Linked DNA regions of Homo sapiens: region 2 is linked to region 1. Evidence: chromatin loops called from intact Hi-C (ENCODE). Cell type or tissue: tibial artery. All regions are shown on one strand. Links, peaks and the distances in the headings refer to the core of each region. The heading gives the core; the rest is flanking DNA. Region 1 has its middle 9.7 kb from the start of HMGB3. Region 2 holds the start of LINC02927 (long intergenic non-protein coding RNA 2927).

What was found. Hi-C counts contacts between places; a loop is a spot of excess contacts. Peaks named below come from ENCODE experiments on the same cell type or tissue, not always from the same donor. Only the 100,000 strongest peaks of a DNase experiment are listed, where the experiment ranks them.
Region 2: a loop joins it to region 1, with 4 times the contacts of the local background. A loop is called at or near these places in 12 of 110 quality-filtered maps.

What each region holds. Positions count from the first base shown.
Region 1 is chrX:150,968,222-150,979,087 of GRCh38, reverse strand. No RefSeq gene overlaps it. Among named protein-coding and RNA genes, the nearest start is that of HMGB3, 9.7 kb to the left of the region's middle. In tibial artery, for the core only: no CTCF peak of the experiment used is centred there; no DNase peak of the experiment used is centred there.
Region 2 is chrX:150,911,321-150,922,186 of GRCh38, reverse strand. It overlaps LINC02927 (long intergenic non-protein coding RNA 2927), which reads right to left and starts at 4,985. Exons shown (of 3, transcript NR_186570.1): 1 at 4,904-4,985; 2 at 2,251-2,418; 3 at 1,249-1,401. In tibial artery, for the core only: no CTCF peak of the experiment used is centred there; DNase peaks (open chromatin) are centred at 2,276 and 5,896.

The sequences.
Region 1 (10,866 bases), core at 426-8,425:
TGAGGTCAGGAGTTCGAGACCAGCCTGGCCAACATGGCGAAACCCCATCTCTACTAAAAATACAAAAATTAGCTGGGCGTGGTGATGGGCACCTGTAATCCCGGCTACTCAGGAGGCTGAGGCAGAGAATTGCTTGAACCCAGGATGCACAGGTTGCAGTGAGCCAAGATCGTACCACTGAACTCCAGCTTGGGTGACAGAGTGAGACTCTGTCTCAGGGGAAAAAAAAAAAAAAAAAAAAAGGAATCACGCCTGTAAACCCAGCACTTTGGGAGGCCAAGGCAGGAGGATCACCTGAGGCTAGGAGTTTGAGACCAGCCTGGGCAACATAGTGAGACCCCCATCTAAAAAAATCAATGGAAGTGTAGACAGAGTGGATTTGGGGGGTAGGGGTGGAATGGGATTGTTGAACAAAATATATTAAGGGAAGCCAGGTGTAGTGGCACCCACTTGTAGTCCCAGCTACTTGAGAGGCTGAGAGGCTGAAGTGGGAAGACTGGTTGAGCCCAGGAGCTCGAGACCAGCCTGGGCAACAAGGTGAGATCTCATCTCAAATATATATATATATATGAACCAGATGCAGTGGCTTACATCTGTAATCCCAGCAGTTTGGGAGGCTGAAGCGGGAGGATCACTTGAGGCAAGGAGTTCCAGACCAGCCTGGTCAATATAGCGAGACCTTGTCTCAAAACAAAGAAATAGGCTGGACGAGGTGGCTCATGCCTGTAATCTCAGCACTTTGGGAGGCCGAGGTGGGGAGGCTGAAGCACGAGAATTGCTTGAACCCGGGAGGCAGAGGTTGCAGTGAGCCGAGATCGTGCCACTGCACTCCAACCTGGAGTGAGACCCTGTATCCAAAAACAAACAAGCAAAACAAAACAACAACAGCAACAACAAAGCCAAAAAAATAAAATAAAATCTTATATATAAGTATTAAGGGAACTTGCTGTGAAGACCCTACAATGAAACAAGATCTTTCAATATGGCACCTAGGAACCTTTGTAAATATGGAGTCCTTATAAGTGCAGATCTTCAGGGATAGGGAGTCTTGACTGGCTTCCAGGCCTTCTCAGGGCCCCTGCCGCACACCGCTTAGCCTCCTGTGAACTACTTCACCACGAGGTGCCTCCCCTCACCCCTCCCTGTTACCAGCCCCGGGTCCCCTCCCCTCACCGTCTGCTCTTTGGTGGGAATTGCATTCCAACTCTACTTGTTTTTCCCATAGAGGGGAAAACCTTCTCAGAGGTGGTTCTCTATTAGAATGGATCTGCAGAGCTGCACCACTGGGAAGACTCTTCCAGGCCCTCCAACCCAGCCTCCTCGTGGCACAGAGGGCCCAACGCCTGGAGATTTGCTGAAGTCCCCACATGGGTCAGTGGCTGAGCCAGGGCGGGAACTCTGGTCTCTTGGCCTTTACTAGGTGCCACACTTGGTAGCTCTCGATAGCTTAGCTCCACTGTGGGTGCCGCGGCCTTTGGTGAGCTGGCGAGAGCAGCCAGCACCCTTGAGAAGAGGTTTTCTGGTTCCAAACAGAAGCCGAGAGAGACCCGCGGGGAACCCGGTGGCTGAAGCTGGCCTCCACCACCTCTCCTGCCCACATCGCACAGTTCAGGCCGCGGGTACCTAGAGCCTCGACGGCGCCTCGGGCCCCAAGCGACGTGGGTGTCTGCATTTTCTTTCTTTCTTTCTTTCTTTCTTTCTTTCTTTCTTTCTTTCTTTCTTTCTTTCTTTCTTTCTTTCTTTCTTTCCTTCCTTCCTTCCTTCCTTCCTTCCTTCCTTCTTTCTTTCTTTCTTTCTCTCTTTCTTTCTTTCCTTCTCTCTGTCTCTCTCTTTCTTTCTCTCTCTCTTTCTTTCTTTCTTTCCTTCTCTCTGTCTCTCTCTTTCTTTCTTTTTTGAGACGGAGTCTCGCTCTGTCACCCAGGCTGGAGTGCAGTGGCCCAATCTCGGCTCACTGCAAGCTCCCCCTCCCGGGTTCACGCCATTCTCCTGCCTCAGCCTCCCGACTAGCTGAGACTACAGAAGCCGGCCACCACGCCTGGCTAATTTTTTGTATTTTTATTAGAGACGGGGTTTCGCCGTGTTAGCCAGGATGGTCTCAATCTCCTGACCTCGTGATCCGCCCGCCTCGGCCTCCCAAAGTGCTGGGATTACCGACGTGAGCCACCGCGACCGGCCTCTTTCTTTCTTTCTTTGAGACGGAGTTTCGCTTCTGTCGTCTAAGCTGGAGTTCAAGGGCGCTATCTTGGCTCACTGCAGCCTCTGCCTCCTGGGTTCAAGCGATTCTCCAGCCTCAGCCTCCCGAGTAGATGGGATTACAGGCGCCCGCCACCACGGCCCGCTAATTTTTTTTTTTTTTTTGAGACGGAGTCTTGCTCTGTCGCCCAGGCTGGAGTGCAGTGGTGCGATCTCGGCTCACTGCAACCTCCGCCTCCTGAATTCAAGCAATTCTCCTGCCTCAGCCTCCCGGGTAGCCACCGCGCCCGGCTAATTTTTGTATTTTTAGTAGAGACGGGGTTTCACCATGTTGGCCAGGCTGGTCTTGAACTCCTGGCCTCGTGATCTGCCCGCCTTGGCCTCTCAAAGTGCTGGGATTACAGGCTTGAGCCACCGCGCCCGGCCTAATTTTTGTATTTTTAGTAGAGACGGAGTTTCACCATGTTGGCCAGGCTGGTCTCGAACTCCTGACCTCAGGTGATCCACCCACCTCGGCCTCCTAAAGTGTTGGGATTACAGACGTGAGCCACGGCGCCCGACCGGGACCGGGACCGGGCGTCTGCATTTCACCAGATGGCTGCGCCCGTTGCCCCTCCCGAATTCCCTCACCCCCTCCCCACCAGACCCCGGAGGCTGCCGGGGACGGTGGGAAAGGAGCCACCGGGGCGGCTCCCTCCCACAGCACTGCTCTTGCCCAGGGCTGGGACAAGGAAGAGAAAGGAGCGCAGAAGCCAGGGCTGTTCAGCACGACACAGGCCTCTTCAGCAGCACCAGCGCCACCGCGTCCCTGCTCTGGGTTCCTTTCATATTGAATGAAAAGCGGGAAGTGGGTCAGTGACCAAAGGATTTCCTACTTTTTACTCTCCACGCCGGCGCCTTGTGGGAATACAATCCTAATCTACAAAAGCCCATCAAGGGCCAGTGACGTGCCAGGCCGGCCGGGTCCTGTGGGGAAGATGGAGATGAAACTGAAGGGCCCTTGACCTTCTAGGCACCGGTCTCCTTCAGAGGAGGGGAAGGGAGCAGAAGAGAGGGGACTCTCCAATGGGATAGCTCCCACCAGCCACCACATTACCGAACAGCCCTGCCTTGTCCCGCCTTGAAGTCTTCACCATGCTGCTGGGTTACCCATTCTAGATTCTCACCTCCAAGCCCCATCCCATCCAGAAGGCCTGCACACGCAGCAGACTGTAGTCCCCACCCTCCACCCACACCAAGTTTCCGTCTGGCTAGTGACTGAGGCCCTTCTGTGTCTACCCCGTGTAATGTGTAATGTAAAGGTACAAGCTGTTTCTCTTTACCTGAACTGAAAGGATTCCTGCAGTGGGGAGAGGAGGAGCCACTCTCTAAATGGGATTGCAGTTGCCATTTTAAAAATCATTTTTATTATTATTTATTTATTTTTGAGACAGAGTCTTGCTCTTGTTGCCCAGGCTGGAGTGCAATGGCAGCAAGCTTTGCTCACCGTAACCTCCGCCTCCCGGGTTCAAGCGATTCTCCTGTCTCAGCCTCCCAAGTAGCTGAGATTACAGACATGTGCCACCACACTTGGCTAATTTTTATATTTTCAGTAGAGGCAGGGTTTCTCCACATTGGCCAGGCTGGTCTCAAACTCCTGACCTCAAGTGATCCGCCTGCCTCGGCCTCCCCAAGTGGTGGGATTACAGGCATGAGCCACCGCACCCAGCCTTTTTTTTTTTTTTTTTGAGACGGAGTTTCACTCTTGTTGCCCAGGCTGGAGTGCAATGGTGTGATCTTGGCTCACCTCAACCTCTTGCTTCCTGGGTTCAAGCGATTCTCCTGCCTCAGCCTCCTGGGTAGCTGGGACTACAGGCGCCTGCCACCACACCCAGTTAATTTCGTATTTTTCAGAGAGATGGGGTTTCTCCATGTTGGTCAGGCTAGTCTCTGGACCTCAGGTGATCTGCCCACCTCGGCCTCCCAAAGTGCTGGGATTACAGGCGTGAACCACCATGCCTGGCCTGCAGTTGCCATTTTTAATTCTTTTTTTTTTTTTGAGATGGAGTCTCACGCTGTCGCCCAGGCTGGAGTGCAGTGTCGCGATCTTGGCTCACTGCAACCTCCACCTCCCGGGTTCAAGCAATTCTGCCTCAGCCTCCTGAGTAGCTGAGATTACAGGCGCCCGCCACCACGCCTGGCTAATTTTTTTGTTTGTTTGTTTTTGTTTTTTTAGTAGAGATGGGATTTTACCATGTTTGTCAGGCTGGTCTCAAACTCCTAACCTTGTGATCCACAACAGTTGCCGTTTTTAAAATGCTGCTCATTCCTCATTCCCTCTTTCTGGGCCTGATTCCTTTTTTTTTTTTTTTTTTTTTTTTCTTTTTTGGAGAAGGAGTCTCACTCTGTCTCCTAGGCTGGAGTGCAATGGCATGATCTCATTCACTGTAACCTCCGCCTCCTGGGTTCAAGCGATTCTCCTGCCTCAGCCTCCCGAGTAGCTGGGATTACAGGCATCCGCCACCACACCCTGATAATTTTTGTATTTTTAGTAGGGATGGGGTTTCACCTTGTTGGTCAGGCTGGTCTGGAACTCCTGACCTCAGGTGATCCACCACCTCGGCCTCCCAAAGTGCTGGGATTACAGGCGTGAGCCACTGCACCCCACCTGGGCCTGATTCTTATCATTAAAAGGGGAGCAGGAGCTGCTCTCTGGGGTCTCTTACAGCATCAGCATTCTTTTTTTTTTTTTTTTTTTGAGATGGAGTCTGGCTCTGTCACCCAGGATAGAGTGCAGTGGTGCGATCTTGGCTCACTGCAACCTCCACCTCCCAGGTTCAAGCAATTCTCCTGCCTCAGCCTCCTGAGTAGCTGGGATTACAGGCACCCACCACCACACTGGGATTTTGTATTTTTAGTAGAGTCGGGGTTTCACCATGTTGGCCAGGCTGGTCTCGAACTCCTGACCTCAGGTGATCCACCCGCCTCGGCCTCCCAAAGTGCTGGGATTACAGGTGTGAGACACCGCGCCCAGCGCCCGGCTGCATCAACATTCTTGACATTGCTGGTGGGGCTTCACAAAGGTACCCCCAAGGCAACACGCCAGTTCTGCCGCCACCCACCTCCCCCCTCCCCCGCCACCAAAATAAACCCCACAAACAGCAAACAAGTCTGAAAGGTGGCCTTGCAAAGGTCCTTTATGTGTGACTCTAAAAAGTATGGCATTTGTCGTGACTATGAGTGTCAGTCCCTCTTCCCCAATTTCACTCTGCCCTGGACACAGTAGTCAGACCGGTCCTGCTAAATCAGACCTTGTTATGAAGGAAGTCCGGAGTGGACCCGGGGCACAGCTATCGGATGAAATGCAGATGCCTTGCCCTGGGGCCCGAGGCACTCTGGGGACATAGAGGCAGGGCTCAGGACACTTTGGGGGCTCCCCACCTCCTCAGGGGAAGCCCCCGTCTTCCCAATGGGTTTGCACAGGTTGCTCTCCCCCCAACCCCCTCAGCAAACACACGTGATTCTATCTCTCCTCACCCTGTTGTCAACCTCGCTCAGGAACAGCCACCTCAGGACCTTGCTACCTTGCTGCTTGCTCTGCCCTCTACCTGGGACACTCTCCCACACATCTGCCAGGATCCTGCCCTCACCTCCCTTCCATCTTTGCTCAAATGTGTCACCTTCCCTGAGCAACCTATTGCGAATCAAAATCCCCAGCTCCACATTGCCTGCCTCTCTTTTCCTTGCTTAGTTTTTCCACATCCAATTCATGCCCACTGTGGTACAGCAGCTTCACACTGGCTTCCCAGGAGACAGTGAGCACCATGAGGCCAAGGACCTCAGTCTGCTGTTTTCCACTGTGTCCCTCTATGTGGCGCAGAACAGGCATTCCATTACAATTTGTTGAACAAGCGAATGCGTTTTCCATTGACCTTGACCACTCCTTTACCATGTTCTAAGTAGGCCCCAAGGCAAGAGGACTTCCATAGATTCCCAAGGGAGACTCCCCACCCTCAAGAAACTTGCAATGGAGGGAGGGCAGACACACCTGCAATGGAGTGTGCATAAAATAAATGCCAATGCCAAATAGAGGGACAAGCAGGCAGAGCCAGCAAAGGCTGAGAGGAAGGCTTTATGTCTGATTGTGGGTGGCATAGGGTCTGGAAGGCTTTATGAACAAAAGAGGTAATTTTGAAATGGATGCAGAGAGTTAGTGAGTTTTCCATGGGCAATAAACGAGCCAATTACCCCAGGCTGTGGGCAGGTTTACTGTGAACTGGTGGGAGGACCCGAAGGCTGGGATGTCAGGGGAGGGGTGCAGTGAGAGCTGCTCTGGGGACATAGAGGTGGGGCACAGCCTGGACAGACCAAGGCTGTTCATGGCAGAGGTTGTCATCCACTGCTTCTCACCAGCAGGCAATGGGAAGCCATGACAGGATTTTTCTTTGAGAGAGACAGGATCTCAGGCTGGGCGCGGTGGTTCATGCCTGTAATCCCAGCACTTTGGGCGGCAGAGGTGGGTGGATCACTTGAGGTCAGGAGTTGGAGACCAGCCTGGCCAACATGGTAAAACCCTGTCTCTACCAAAAATACAAAAATTAGTTGGGTGTGGTGGCGTGCGCCTATAATCCCAAGTACTCAGGAGGCTGAGGCATGAGAATCACTTGAACCTGGGAGGCACAGGTCGCAGTGAGCCGAGATCACATCACTGCACTCCAGCCTGGGTGACAGAGCAAGACTCCATCTCAAAAATAAATAAATACATCAACAAATAAAAATAATAAGGAGGTGGCCAGGCGCCGTGGCTCATGCCTGTAATCCCAGCACTTTGGGAGGCCGAGGAGGGCGGATCACCTGAGGTTGGGAGTTCAAGACCAGCCTGACCAACATGGAGAAACTGTCCCTACTAAAAATACAAAAATTAGCCAGGCATGGTGGTGCATGCCTATAATCCCAGCTACTCGGGAGGCTGAGGTAGGAGAATCACTTGAACCCGGGAGATGGAGGTTGTAGTGAGCGGAGATCGCGTCATTGCACTCCAGCCTGGGCAACAAGAGCGAAACTCCATCTCAAAATAATAATAATAAAGAGACAGGATATCGCTGTGTTGCCCAGCCTGCAGTGCAGTGGTATGATCATAGTTCACTGCAGCCTCCAACTTCCAGGCTCAAGAGATCCTCCTGCCTCAGCCTCCTGCATAGCTGGGACCACAGGTAGGCCCGGCATTTTTTTTTTTTTAATCAGCTGAATTTAAGACTCTTCTTTTTTTTAACTTTGAAGTTCAGGGGTACATGTGCAGATTTGTTACATAGGTAAACTTGGGTCATGAGGGTTTGTTGTACAGATTATTTCATCACTGAGGAATTAAGCCTAGTACCCATTACTTATTTTTCCTGTTTCTCTCCCTCCTCCTGCTCTCCACCCTTCAGTAGGCCCCAGTGTGTGCTGTTTTCCGCTTTGTGTCCATGTGTTCTCATCATTTAGCTCCCACTTACATGTGAGAACCTGTGGAATTTGTTTTTTGGTTCTTGTGTTAGTTTGCTAAGGACAAGGGCCTCCAGCTCCATCTATGTCCCCGCAAAGGACATGATCTCATTCTTTTCTGTGGCTGCATAGTATTCCATTATGTATATGTACCACATTTTCTTTTTCTTTTCTTTTCTTTTTTTTTTTGAGATGGAGTCTTGCTCTGTCGTCCAGGCTGGAGTGCAGTGGCGAGTTCTCGGCTCGCTGCAAGCTCCACCTCCCAGGTTCATGCCATTCTCCTGCCTCAGCCTCCCGAGTAGCTGGGACTATAGGCGCCCATCACCATGCCCGGCTAATTTTTTGTATTTTTAGTAGAGACGGGGTTTCACCGTGTTAGCCAGGATGGTCTCGATCTCCTGACCTCGTGATCTGCCCACCTCGGCCTCCCGAAGTGCTGGGATTACAGGCATGAGCCACCGCGCTAGGCCCATGACGGGATTTTGAGCAAGGATATGACCCAGTCCAGACTCTATTTGAGAAAGCCCTCCCTGCTGCTGTAGGGGATGGGCCAGAGGCAGAGAGATCCTTTAGGAGAGGTTGCAGGTCAAAGCTGGTGTGGGCTTAGATTTGGGATATTGGTAGTAAGGGTGGGAAAAAGTAACTGAATTTGTGCCCCACCTACCTCCCAGCCACCCTCCGACCAATAGCAAGCGTGACCTTTCTTCATATTGTAATTCTGAGCATCATGTTAGTTTTCCAATGGCTTCTCCTCTCATTGCAGTAAGGACCCCAGACACGGCCCTTCCTGTCTCTGTAGCCTCTTGTTCACTTTTTTTTTTTTTTTTGAGACAGAGTCTCGCTCTGCCTCCCAGGCTGGAGTGCAGTGGCCTGATCTCGGCTCACTGCAACCTCCACCTCCCGGGTTCAAGCCATTCTCCTGCCTTAGCCTCCGGAGTAGCTAGGATTACAGGTGCACGCCACCATGCCCGGGTAATTTTTGTACTTTTTTAAAGTAGAGATGGGGTTTCACCATGTTGTTCAGGCTGGTCTCGAACTCCTGACCTCGTAATCCGCCCACCTCTGCCTCCCAAAGTGCTGGGATTACAGGCGTAAGCCACCGTGCCTGGCCCTTTTTTTTTGCTTTATTTTGTTTTTGTTTTAGAGACAGAGTCTTGCTGTGTCGACCAGGCTGCAGTGCAGTGGTGCCATCTCGGCTCACTGCAACCTCTGCCTCCTGGGTTCAAGCGATTCTCCTGCCTAAGCTTCCCAAGTAGCTGGGAAGCTCAGGCAGGCGCCACCATGCCCAGCTAATTTTTGTATTTTTTGTAAAGACGGGGTTTCGCCATGTTGGCCAGGCTGGTCTCCAACTGCTGACCTCAGGTGATCCACCCACCTCGGCCTCCCAAAGTGCTGGGATTACAGGCGTGAGCCTCTGCGCGTGGCCTCTTTTTCACTCTTTTTTTTTTTTTTTTTTTTTTGAGACTGAGTCTCACTCTGTCTCCAGGCTGGAGTGCAGTGGCACGATCTCGGCTCACTGCAACCTCCACCTCCTGGGTTCAAATGATTCTCCCACCTCAGCCTCCGGATTAGCTGGAATTACAGGCGCGCGCCACCATGCCCGGCTAATTTTTGTATTTTTAGTAGAGACGGGGTTTCACCATGTTGGCCAGGATGGCCTTGATCTCTTGACCTCGTGGTCTGCCCACCTCGGCCTCCCAAAGTGCTGGGATTACAGGAGTGAGCCACCGGGCCTGGCCTCTTTTTCACTCTTAATACCAACTCCGCCTTCTCTCCTTTCCCTCATCGGGGGCGCATACCCGCTGTTTCCACTGCCTCAGGCCCTCTCCCTCCTCTCTCATGCCTAAACAAGTACCACCCACCCTCCAGACCTCAGCCCAGTCCCCAACACCTTCCCTGGGAGACTCCCCGACTTCTGGTCCGCATTTTCCTTTCTCCGTCTGGTCCTTTGTGGTGCTTCTCACAGCCACAGCCACTGTCTGGGTGATTACTTGACTGTCTCACGTGGGCTTCCTTGCAACTAGCACAGGGCCTGGGGCCCAGGAGACACCAGGAAACATCTGCTGAATGAAGACCTGAGCAAGTAAAGGAAAGCCTGTGTTCTTGGGTGCTAGGTGTGGAGGGCACACCCTCTCAGAAGGAAGCAAGCACTCTGTGGGCTGTTTCAGCCAAGCAAGGAAGAGGACCTGGCTGAGGGGAGGGGGAATGAGGAAAAGAGAGGACTTAATTCAGTCAAGCAGTGGATTCGCTGCATATCCACCTCCTTCCTAGAGGGAGGCCCAAGGGCACTCCCCTTTGGCTGCCACAGGGCCCAGCTGGGGACCTGGAGGGAGGTGGGTTCCGGGAACACCCTCCTCTTTATTTCTAAGCACTAGAATCCTGTGACCGATATGCAGTGCTGGCCAGGGCTTTGACTTGCAAAGAGAGCACTGAAGTCCGAAGAGCACTGCCTGTAGGTCAGGCGGGCGTGGCGAGGAAAAGCAGGAGCTGGCTCCGCATCCTGTCACTTACCAGCTATGTGACTTTGGCAAGTGACTTCACCTATCTCCACCCCAGTATCTTCTTCTTCTTCTTCTTCTTCTTATTATTATTATTACTATTATTATTTTGAGATGGAGTCTCGCTCTGTCGACCAGGCTGGAGTGCAGTGGCATGATCTTGGCTCACTGCAACCTCCACCTCCCGGGTTCCAGCTATTCTCCTGCCTCAGCCTCCCGAGTAGCTGGTACTACAGGTGTGTGCCACCACGCCCGGCTAATTTTTGTATTTTTAGTAGAGACAGGGTTTCACCATGTTGGCCAGGCTGGTCTCGAACTCCTGACCTCAAGTGATCCACCCATCTCAGCCTCCCAAAGTGCTGGGATTACAGGCATGAGCCACCGCGCCTGGCTAGTTTCTCCATTTTCACAATGAGCCTTGTAATAGTACCTACCTTATAAATGCTGGGGATTAAACAAATTAATACACATGAAGTATTTAGAGCAATGCTTGGCACAAAAATAAGTGCCCAAGAAGGGTTCACTGTTCTAACAGAGTCACCTTTGATTTCACTCTTAATTCTTCAGACAGTGCAGAAGAGCAGTCACTGAAGGAAAATCCAAACCTCGGTAGCACAGGCTTTGAACTGTGTTTTTCTACAACCAAGAGAGTTGCCTTTGCTGGGAATTGCATCTGTCTGTGACCTGAGCTGTAGAATCAAGGCATCATGGC
Region 2 (10,866 bases), core at 2,023-10,022, 58 kb after region 1:
TCGCCATATTGCCCAGTCTGGTCTCAAACTCCTGAGCTCAAGTGATCCACTTGCCTCAGCCTCCTAAAGTGCTGGGGTTACAGGCGTGACCCACCACACTTGGCCGACAAATGAACTTTGAAAACATTATGCTAAGTGAAATAAACCGGACACAAAAGGCCAAATATTGTTTGATTCCACTTATATAAAGTACCTAGAATAGTCAAAATCATTGAGAGCAAATAGATTAGAAATCTCCAGTGGGGTCTGGGGGCGGTGACTCACGCCTGTAATCCCAGCACTTTTTTTTTTTGGGAGGCCAAGGCGGGCAGCTTGCCTGAGGTCAGGAGTTCGAGACCAGCCTGGCCAACATGGCAAAAACCCATCTCTACTAAAAATACAAAAATTAGCTGGGTGTGATGGCGCATACCTGTAATCCCAGCTACTCGGGAGGCTGAGGCAGGAGAATTGCTTGAACCCTGGAGGCAGAGGTTGCAGTGAGCTGAGGTTGCACTGCTGCACTCCAACCTGGGTGACAGACTGAGATGCCATCTCAAAACAAAACAAAACAAAACAAATCTCCAGGGGCTGGGGGAAGGGAGGGAGTAATAGCAAGTATTTAATGGGTATGGAGTTGCAGTTTAGGATGATGAGAAAGTTCTGGAGATGGATGGTGGTGACAGTTGCACAATATTGTAAATGTACTTAATGTCAATGAATTGCATACTTAATAGTGGTCAAAATAATAACTTTTATGATATATATAGTGATAATAAAATGTTTAAAAAAGACATTTACCACTTAACCATTTTAAAATGTACTACCTGTGGTTTCTAGTACATTCACAGAGTTGGGCAATCACCATTATAAAATCAATTTTAGAATATTTTCTTCACCCTACAAGAAACCCTGCACCCATTAAGGAGTCATTCTTCATCCCTCTCCCCCCAGCCCCTGGAAACCATTCATCTGCTTTCTGTCTCTGTGGATTTGCCCATTCTGTACATTTCATATAAATGGAATCATACAACATGTGTCTGATTATGTGTCCTATCTTCTGTGTCTGGCATTTTCCATTTAGCCTAATGTTTTCAAGGTCCATCCATGTTTGAGCACAGATCAGTATTTCATTTCTTTTAATGGCTGAATAATATTCCATTGTATGACTGGATCACATTTTGTTTATCCATCCATTGCTTGATGGACATTTGGTTTGCTCCCACTTTGGCTATTATGAATGATGCTGCTATGATCATTTGTGTACAAGCATTCCTGTGAACATGAGTTTTTATTTCTCTTGGGTATATATCTAGAAATGGAATTTGCTGGCTCACATAGTAACTATGTTTATCAAGACGCAACTTGCAGTAGAATCCAGCGCATCAACTCTGAGTCTCTGAGCTGTTGGAGGACATAGACAGCCTAGAAAACAGAAGGGCAAAGGCAATTGAAAGAATCTCCTTTTTAGCTCATACTTCCATTTTTCTCCCACCCCAAAGTGGGTCTGTTATTGAGTCACAAAATTGACAAGTTTGAGTTTGAGCTCCCCTCCTGAGCTGTGAAATCAACCCAAGAGTAGGGTTTCAGTTGGCAGAGGGGTGGTCAACTGGTACATCTGGAGTTGACTTTGTCTATTATCTTTCTAATCATCCCTTTAGCCTAGAAAGCCTTTGCCTTTAGAGCTGTTGGGCCAAAATCTAAAATCAGCTTGTGAAAGTGCTGTCTCGCAGCCTCCTGGTATGTGAGAATTTGTCCATACTTGATACACAAATAACTATTTTGCTATTGACTGTTCCTCAGCCTGATCTATTCAAATGAATCTCTTTGAAGACATGCCACCTACAGATCACGGTATTTCAACAACATTTGAACTCTTTCCAAGTATAATCTGTAATAATTTCTTCATTTTCACAATATTTGCCCTTTGAAACAGGCCCTGAGCTTGTGCGTTTAAAGGGGGGAGTGGGATTTAGAGAATGTCAAGCAAGCGAAATGGTTTAGGTTGGTTCATTCTGTTCTGTGCCCATGAATAGCGCTTGATTCATGGACCGCAAGTGGAATGTTGAACAGGACAGGCTCGTCATGGGGTACAGCAGAATTAGACTCAGCATACTCTCCAGACTTTCTCTCTCTGACCAGATGGGCAAGCCAAGCCTCAAATAAGCACAAATCCTCTGATAACAGTTTATACTTCCAAACAGCCCACAGGAAATGGGACCCTTGATAAGAGAAGCAGCTTCACTTGTAAATTACAAGCATTCACTTACTAACATTTAAACTGACAATTATCACAGCTTCAAATGCTGGGCTCCATTGGAAAGCAAGTCAAGTTGTTCATCTGTTGGGTTGGTGGCTGATCCCTTCTGTGGTTTGCTTACAAGTGAAAACCCTGCTGCTGGTTGGAACCCATTCTGCTTGATTTGGACTTGACAGAAGTACCTGGTACAAAGGAAAAGACCTTTTAGCAGGGAGAACAGGGTGGCAGGTGTGGCCCCCAGGGGGCCACTGAAAAGCCACAGCAGGGTAAGTCACACTGCCTGCAATGCTGCAATGGCACTGAGCCCATGTGAAGGCACAAGGCCTGGTTTATGTTGCCACTGCCTTCCTGTGTGACCTTGGACAAGTTGTTCCCCATTTCTGGGCCTCAGTCCCTTCCTCTTTAAACATGGGGGCTGAAGCAGATTACACTGAGGGAGGCCCCTGCTCTATTGTGCTGTGCTTGGAAAGCCTCTCATGTAGCTCTCAATGCAGATCTGATGAAGAACCTGCAAGGACATGGATTACATTTCATTTTCTTTTTCTTGTTTCTTTTCTTTTTTTTTTTCTTTGAGACAGAGTCTCGCTCTATTGCCCAGGCTTGAGTACAGTGGCGCTATCTCAGCTCACTGCAACCTCCGCCTCCTGGGTTCAAGTGATTCTCTTGCCTCAGCCTCTTGAGTAGCTGGAATTACAGGTGCCCGCCACCAAACCCGGCTAATTTTGTTTTGTATTTTTAGCAGAGAAGGGGTTTCCCTGTGTTCGTCAGACTGGTCTCGAACTCCTGACCTCGTGATCCGCCCACCTCAGCCTCCCAAAGTGCTGGCATTACAGGCGTGAGCCACCGCGGCCGGCAGCATTTCATTTTCAAGAGATGAAGGGGTGTGTTGAGAAATGCACTTTACACATGTACCCTAAAACTTAAAGTATAATAATAATAAATTTTAAAAAAAAAGAGAGAAATGCACTTTAGAATTGTGTTGTCTGGAAAGGATAGGCTAGGCCCCAATTCAGCAGCTAGACCCTGGCCTTGATCTATATAGAATCTTAGAAATCGTTTCAGTGTGTATGCTTTCCGCATTCATCCTGTTTCTAAAGACACGATGACTCCTTTTCTTGACAACTAAAAGCTCCTGGCATGAGCTCTCTCAGTCTCACTCTCTGAGCTCTGGATCACAGGGTGAGTGTGGAAAGGTGGGCAGAAAAATCTGTGTATGATTCCGTTCAGCCATGGGTGGGACGTGGCAGAGCCTCAGAGGTGTGTCTCAAATGTGGGGCTAACCAAAGGACCTGCCAAACCTCTTTTTGCTTTTCTCTAGCAGTTTTGGAACCCAGACTTTCCATATTATCCTGGCTCAACCCTCATGCGGGAGGAGAGTCATGGGGCCTCTAGGTTGAAAAGGACCTCAAAGGGAGACTAGGCTGGATATCTTGAAGAATGGGAACTCCCTTCCTACAGAGGCAGCTCCTCCATCTTGAGGTTGTTCTGCCCCTTAGGAAGTTCCCGAATCCAGCCAGGCAGGCATGGTGGCTCATGCCTCTAATCCCAGCACTTTGGAAGGCCAAGGCGGGGAGGATCACTTGAGGCCAGCAGTTAGAGACCAGCCTGGGCAACATAGTAAGACTCATCTCTACAAAAATAAAAATTAAAAAAATTAGCTGGGTGGGGTGGCATGTATCTATCGTTCTAGCTACTTGGGGGGCTAAGGCAGGAGGATTACCTGAGTCCGAAAGTTTGTGTCTACAGTGAGCTATGATCATACCACTACACTCCAGCCTGGGTGACAGGGTGAGACTCTGTCTCTTTTAAAACAAGAAAGTTCCAGAGTCCATCACCCTGTAGCTTTTCCCCTTTATCCTTATTTTCATAAGCTGAGGCCACAGAATACAGATCAAATTCCCCAGGAGCTCCCTCCAGGAGTCTCCCTCATCACTCCTTTCCTTTTTACCCCTTACAGTCATCTTTTTCTCCGGTCCAAACACTCACCAAGATTATTCATTGTATGAAAATTCCGACTTCCATAGGTCAGGTGCAGTGGCTCACACCTGTAATCCTAGCACTTTGGGAGGCCAAGGCGGGCAGATTGCTAGAGGTCAGGAGTTCAAGACCAGCCTGGCCAACATGATGAAACCACATCTCTACTAAAAACGCAAAAATTAACTGGACGTGGTGGTGCATGCCTGTAGTCCCAGTTACTCGGGAGGCTGAGGCAGGAAAATCGCTTGAACCTGGGTGGCAGAGGTTGCAGTGAGCCAAGATCACACCACTGCAGTCCGGCCTGGGTGACAGAGAGAGACTCTATCTCAAAAAAAAAAAAAAAAAGAAAAAGAAAGAAAAGAAAAGAAAAGAAAATTCTAACTTCCCTTTAACATCCTGATCACTGGCTCCTGAAGCAAATCCAGCCTGTTAATGTCTCTCAGAGAGGCTACTGGTACCCAGAACATGACATGCATCCAGGCACTGTGAGCTGACCAGGAGATGAGTGGGATATCACCTCTGTCCGTCTAGAGCAGAATAAGCTCCTCAGAGGGTATAGGGATAAAAGATGTACAGAACTTTCTGTTGTGATTCAGGAAGCATCTCTAACTCTCTTAGCCCGTTTTCTGTTGTTTATAACAGAATACCCCAAACTGGGTAATTTATAAGGAAAAGGAATTTATTTCTTACAGTTGTGGAGGCTGAAACGTCCAAGGTTGAGGGGCTGCATCTGGTCAGGGACTTCTTGCCGGCGGGGATTCTGCAGAGTACTGAGGTGGCAAAGGACATCACATGTCGAGGGGGCTGAGCATGCTCACTCAGGTCTCTCTTCCTTTTCTTATAAAGCCACCAGTTCCACTCCTGTGATAACCCATTAATCCATTAAACCATGAATGGATTAGTCCACTCATGAGGGCAGAGCCCTCATGACACAATCATCTCTTAAAGGCCCCACCTCTCAATGCTGCCACACTGGGGATTATATTTCAACACGGGTTTTGGAGAGTAAAAGTCCTGAAACCATAGTAATAACCCAGATGTCTCTTATTGTGCCTCCTTCTCTTCCCACCTACTTAGCCAACATAATAACAGTTAAAACAAAACAATACGAAAGGATATCGCTTGTTGAGAGCTTACTATGTGCCAGGCACTGTTCTGTGCACTTTCCATGTGTATCAATGTGTTTCCTCTACACAAAAGCCTTAAGATGTAAGTGCCATTATTTTGCCCATTTTGTAGATCAGGACACTGAGGACCAGAGAGGCAAGGTGACTTGCCCAACTTTAAACAGCCTGGCTGGCTCCAGAGTCCATGCTCTCTACATCTATGGCTGGATGACACCTTCTATATACTGAATGAATGACTGCGTGCCCGTAGTCTGTCATTAGCAATAAGCAATACCAGGCCCCAATACTGGCTTCAGGAACCCCCTTCCCTATGCCTTGGGTCCACAAATGCAAGGTCCTGTAATACATAGAAGCAGAGGTCCTGCCCTGGCATCAGGAAAGCTAAAGGTCAGGGATACTCATCCTGGCTCTCTACTGGTCCTCTTGAATGGAGCCCCAGAACAATAAGCAGCCCTGTTGGGTTGGCTTGGTCTACCAGCCTTGATTTCAAGGCTAAGGCAGGGTGGAGGACGCAAAAACCCACCCTGTAAAGATCCTCTGGATAAAGGCAGAAGACCCCCTTCCCACTGACCTGGCCATTGTATAAAGGATCTGGGGAGCTTTGCCTGCTTATAGATATGGTAGAGACCTGGCGAATAGCTCCTTAGACACATTCTGCCAGGACTCCCCAGGACAACACAGCTGTTGGGAGTTGGGGACTCCTTGAACCCTTTTTCTGAAGCAGAGTGAATGAGGAACCCATTCTCCCTTTTCTGACTGTAAGCCCTGTAGCACACATCTGTCTACCAGAGAGGCAGTTAAGAACAGGGGTATGTAAGCCAGGCTTCCTGGGTTCACATCCTGGTGCTGCCACTCACCAGCTGAGTGACCTTGAGCAAGCTACTTAACTGTGCCTCAGTTTCCCCAGCTGTAAAATAGATATTAAAATAGCACCGATCTGTCTTAGTCCACTAAGGCTGCTATAATAAGATATCATAGATTGGGTTGCTTAAACAACAGCGATCTCACACAGTTTTGGAGGCCGGGAAGTCCAAGATCAGGGTGGTGGCAGATTCGGTTTCTGGTGAGAGGTCTCTTTCTGGCTTGCAGATGGCCATCTTCTTGCTGTATCCTCACATGTCAGCAAGAGAGAGAGAACACTAGTGTTTTTTATTCTTATAAGGGCACCAGTCCCATCAAGGGAGCCCCACCTTCATGAACTAATTTCCTCTCAGAGGCCCCACCTCCTAATACCATCACATTGGGAGTTAGGGGTTTTTTGTTTTGTTTTGTTTTTAGTTTTTTTGTTTTTTTTTAGATGGAGTCTCACTCTGTTGCCCAGGTTGGAGTGCAGTGGTGTGATCTTGGCTCACTGCAACATCTGCCTCCTGGGTTCAAGTGATTCTCCTGCCTCAGCCTCCTGAGTAGCTGGGATTATAGGCTTGCGCCACCACGCCCAGTTAATTTTTGTATTTTTAGAAGAGACAGGGTTTCACCATGTTGGTCAGGCTGGTCTCAAACTCTTGACCTCGTGACCTGCCCGACTCAGCCTCCCAAAGTGCTCGGATTACAGACGTGAGCCACCACGCCTGGTGGGGGTTAGGGTTTCAACATAGGAATTTGGTGGGGGGACACAAGCATTCAGTCCATAACACTATCTCATAGGGTTTTATGAGAATTGAGGAGCTAATGCCTGTAAAATACTTGCTCAGTGTCTGGTACTGAGCTTTATTGAGATATAATTCACATATCATATAATTCATTCACATATATATATATATATATATATTTTTTTTTTTTTTGAGACACGATCTCACTCTGTTGCCCAGGGTGCACTGCAGTAGTGTAATCATGGCTCACTGTAGCCTCAAACTCCTGGGCTCAAGCAATCCTCCCACCTCAGTTTCCTAAGTAGCTGGGACTACAGGCATGAGCCACCATGCCTGGCAAACTTTTAATTTTTTTTTTGTACAGATGGAGGTCTCACTATGTTGCCCAGGCTGGTCTTGAACTCCTTAGCCTCAAGCAGGTCTCCTGCCTTGGCCTCCCAAAGTGCTGGGATTACAGGTGTGTGCCACCATACCCGGCCATTCACTCTTTTAAAATATACAATTCAGTGGTTTTCAGTATATTTACAAGGTTGTACAACCATCACCATCTAATTCCAAAACATTTTCTTCACTCGCCAAAGAAATCCTGCTCCTCTTTGCCATCAACTACCAACCTCCTCCCGCTAGCCCTAGGCAACCACTTATCTACTTTCTGTCTCTATGGATTTGTCTATTCCGGACATTTTGTATAAACAGAATCATATAATATGTGGTCTTTTCTGTCTGGCTTCTTTCACTTAGCATCATGTTTTCAATGTTAATTGATTTTATAGCATGTATCCATACTTTATTTTTTTACGGTTGAATAATATTGCATTTTATGAGTAGACCATATTTTGATTATTCATCCATTGATGGATATTTGAGTTATTTCCACTTTGGCTATTAAGAATAAAGTTGCTGTGAACATTCATGTACAAGTCATTGTGTGGATATGTGCTTGCTTTTTTCTTTCTTTCTTTCCTTTTTTTTTTTTAGACAGGGTTTTACTTTGTCACCCCTCACTGTAGCCTCAACCTCCCAGGCTCAGGTGATCCTCCTACCTCAGCCTCCCAAGTAGCTAGGACCACAGGCGCACACCACCACACTCAGCTAATTTTTCATATGTTTTGTAGAGACAGGATGTTGCCATGTTACCCAGGCTGGTCTTGAACTCCTAGGCTCAAGCAATCCACCTGCCTTGGCCTCTCAAAATGCTAGGATTAGGCCGAGTGTGGTGACTCACACCTGTAATCCCAGCAGTTTGGGAGGCCAAGGTGGGCAGACCACTTGAGGTCAGAAGTTCAAGACCAGTCTGGCCAAAATGGCAAAACCCCCTCTCTACTAAAAATACAAAAAATTAGCTGGGCGTTGTGGTGCACGCTGTAATCCCAGCTACTCATGAGGCTGAGGCTGGAGAATCGCTTGAACCCCGGAGGCCGAGGTTGCAGTGAGCTGAGATGGCGCCACTGCACTCCAGCTTGGGCAACAGAGCAAGACTCTGTCTCAAAAAAAAGAAAAAAAAAGTGCTAGGATTACAGGCGTGAGCCACTGCCCCCGGCCTGAACATGTGCTTTCAATTCTCTTGGGTATATACTTAGCCGTGGAATTGCTGAGTCATATGGTAACTCTATAGTTAACTTGTTGAAGAACTCCCAAATTGTTTTCCATGGTAGTTGCACCATTTTACACTCCTATCAGCACTGTATGATTTTCCACATCCTCACCAATGCTGGTTAGTATCTGCCTTTTTGATTACAGCCTCCCTGGTGGCTGTGAAGTGGGATCTCATTGTGAACTAATTGCTTCACTTTAGAGAGTATTTACTGGTTTCATACTGGGGCTGGGTCCAAAAGTGAGAGAGACCTGGGGAGACAAGGCTTTGGAGAGGAGACAAATCTTTCAGGATTTGTTGTGAGTGGTCAGAGATAGGGGCGGGGGAGGTGTCCAGGAGGGGAGAATTGCCCAGATTGAGTGTTAGAGACATCAATGCACCCGCTGCATTTTGGAAATGAACAAGTTTGTACCATAAATGCAGTATCAGAGGTGTAGGAGGCATGCCAAAGGCTGAGACTTGGGGTGCCTGGATGCCAACACTCAGTAGCTTGGTTTTATTTTGAAGATGAGTTGCCATTTATGAGCTGGGGCGTGAAAAGAAGAAATCTATTTTAGGATGACCATTCTGATTGCCATGTGGAGCCTGGGTTGGTGGGTGCAGCAATGAAGGCAGTGGGACCAGGGAGCAGCTGGACAAGGGTCCAGTAATTCCCATTCGAGATGGAGACAGCAGGAGCCAGGTGGAGGTGGTGGCGGCAATGAAGCAGGGAGGGCCCAAAAAGACACAGTAAGCAGACAGTGAGCAGATCCCCAAGTGGAATACTTTCACTTAGTTCTCTCCCAATCTTTCACTGCAGAAAGATAGTCTTGGAAAAATTGAAAAGTCAGAGTTTCTAAAGGAAAATCCCCACAGGTGATGAGGACAGGGGGTGAGGGACAGGGCACTGCTCACTCCCCCTTACTCTGGGCCCAGGGCCACCCGGCATGCTGGACTCTGATGGAAAGAGTGGAGGTGACAGAGGAAAGAGAGATCCCTGTGCCAGGAGCACCAAATATTCTCCTCTCCACGAAGCCAACTTGGACAATGTTTATTTTGCACCAATCATATGCATGGCTCCCAGAGAGAAACGCAAGGTACGATGTGTCCCTGACTTCCAGAATCTTCCTCTTGAGATAAATTCAACATCAAGGTATATTTGAAAAATAATAGAAAATAGAAATGCTCACACAAGGAGATCACAGATGATTCCTTACTACATTTGTCCTCCAAAGGCTTCAAGAAAGAGGTGCATCTTGATCCAGGGCTCAGGGGACATTCGCATTTGGGTGCCAGAATGCAAAGGCTTAAGAGACAGTGCAACAGGCAATGGAAACCACATAGCAAAGGCAAGAAGGCAGAAAGGCATGAAGCCCACTCAGAAAACAGTGAGGTCACCTATTAGGCCAGATGTACTGAGGTAGGAAAAGCTCGGCATTGAATGCCAGGCCAAGGCATGTTGCCTGATCCTGTAGGCAATGGGGAGATAGGGGATATTATATCAAAAAAGGAAAGGATCAAGGTGATGGACACTCTAAAGGGCGAGGTACCACTGAGCCAGCAGGGGAAATCAATCTGCCTTCTGATGACAGACACGCAAGTGAGCAATTCTGGGGCTCTAACAGAGACCAGCCACAGAGTGCACGAACGTACAAGATGGCAAATGTCACCCTCAAGGTCTTGTTATATCTGGACGGGGGCCAAAAAGAAGTGTCAGGAAGTGGAGACCTGAGATCAGAAATGGGCTGGATATAGAGGACGATAGAGCTAGAAGAGCCAGGCGTGGTGGCACGCGCCTTACTACCAGCTACTCAGGAGGCTTAGACACAAGGATAGCTTGAGCCTAGGAGTTTGAGGCTGCAGTGAGCTATGATCATGCCACTGCACTCCAGCCTGGATGACAGAGCAAGACCCTGTCTCTAAAAATAATAATAATAATAATAATAATAATAATAATAATAATAATAATAATAAATAGGCTGGACATGGTAGCTCATGCCTGTAATCCCAGCACTTGGGGACGGCGAGGCAGGAGGATCACTTGAGCCCAATAGTTTGAGACCAGCCTGGGCAACATAGCTGGGCTTGGTGGCGTGTGCCTCTAGTCCCAGCTACCCTGGAGGCTGAGGTAGGAAAATCAATTGAGCCCAGGAGGTCAAGGCTGCAGTGGGCCATGACCACACCACTGCAGTCCAGCCTGGACCACAGCAAGATCCTGTCTCAATAAATAAATAAATATATGAGTGAATGAATGAGAAGAAATAAACGGAGATGGACAGGTGTGCGGGAATCTCTTTCTCTTTAGGACTCTGCCTATGCATAAAGAAAAGTGTGAAAGCCAGATTCAAGGGAGACTGTGAAGAG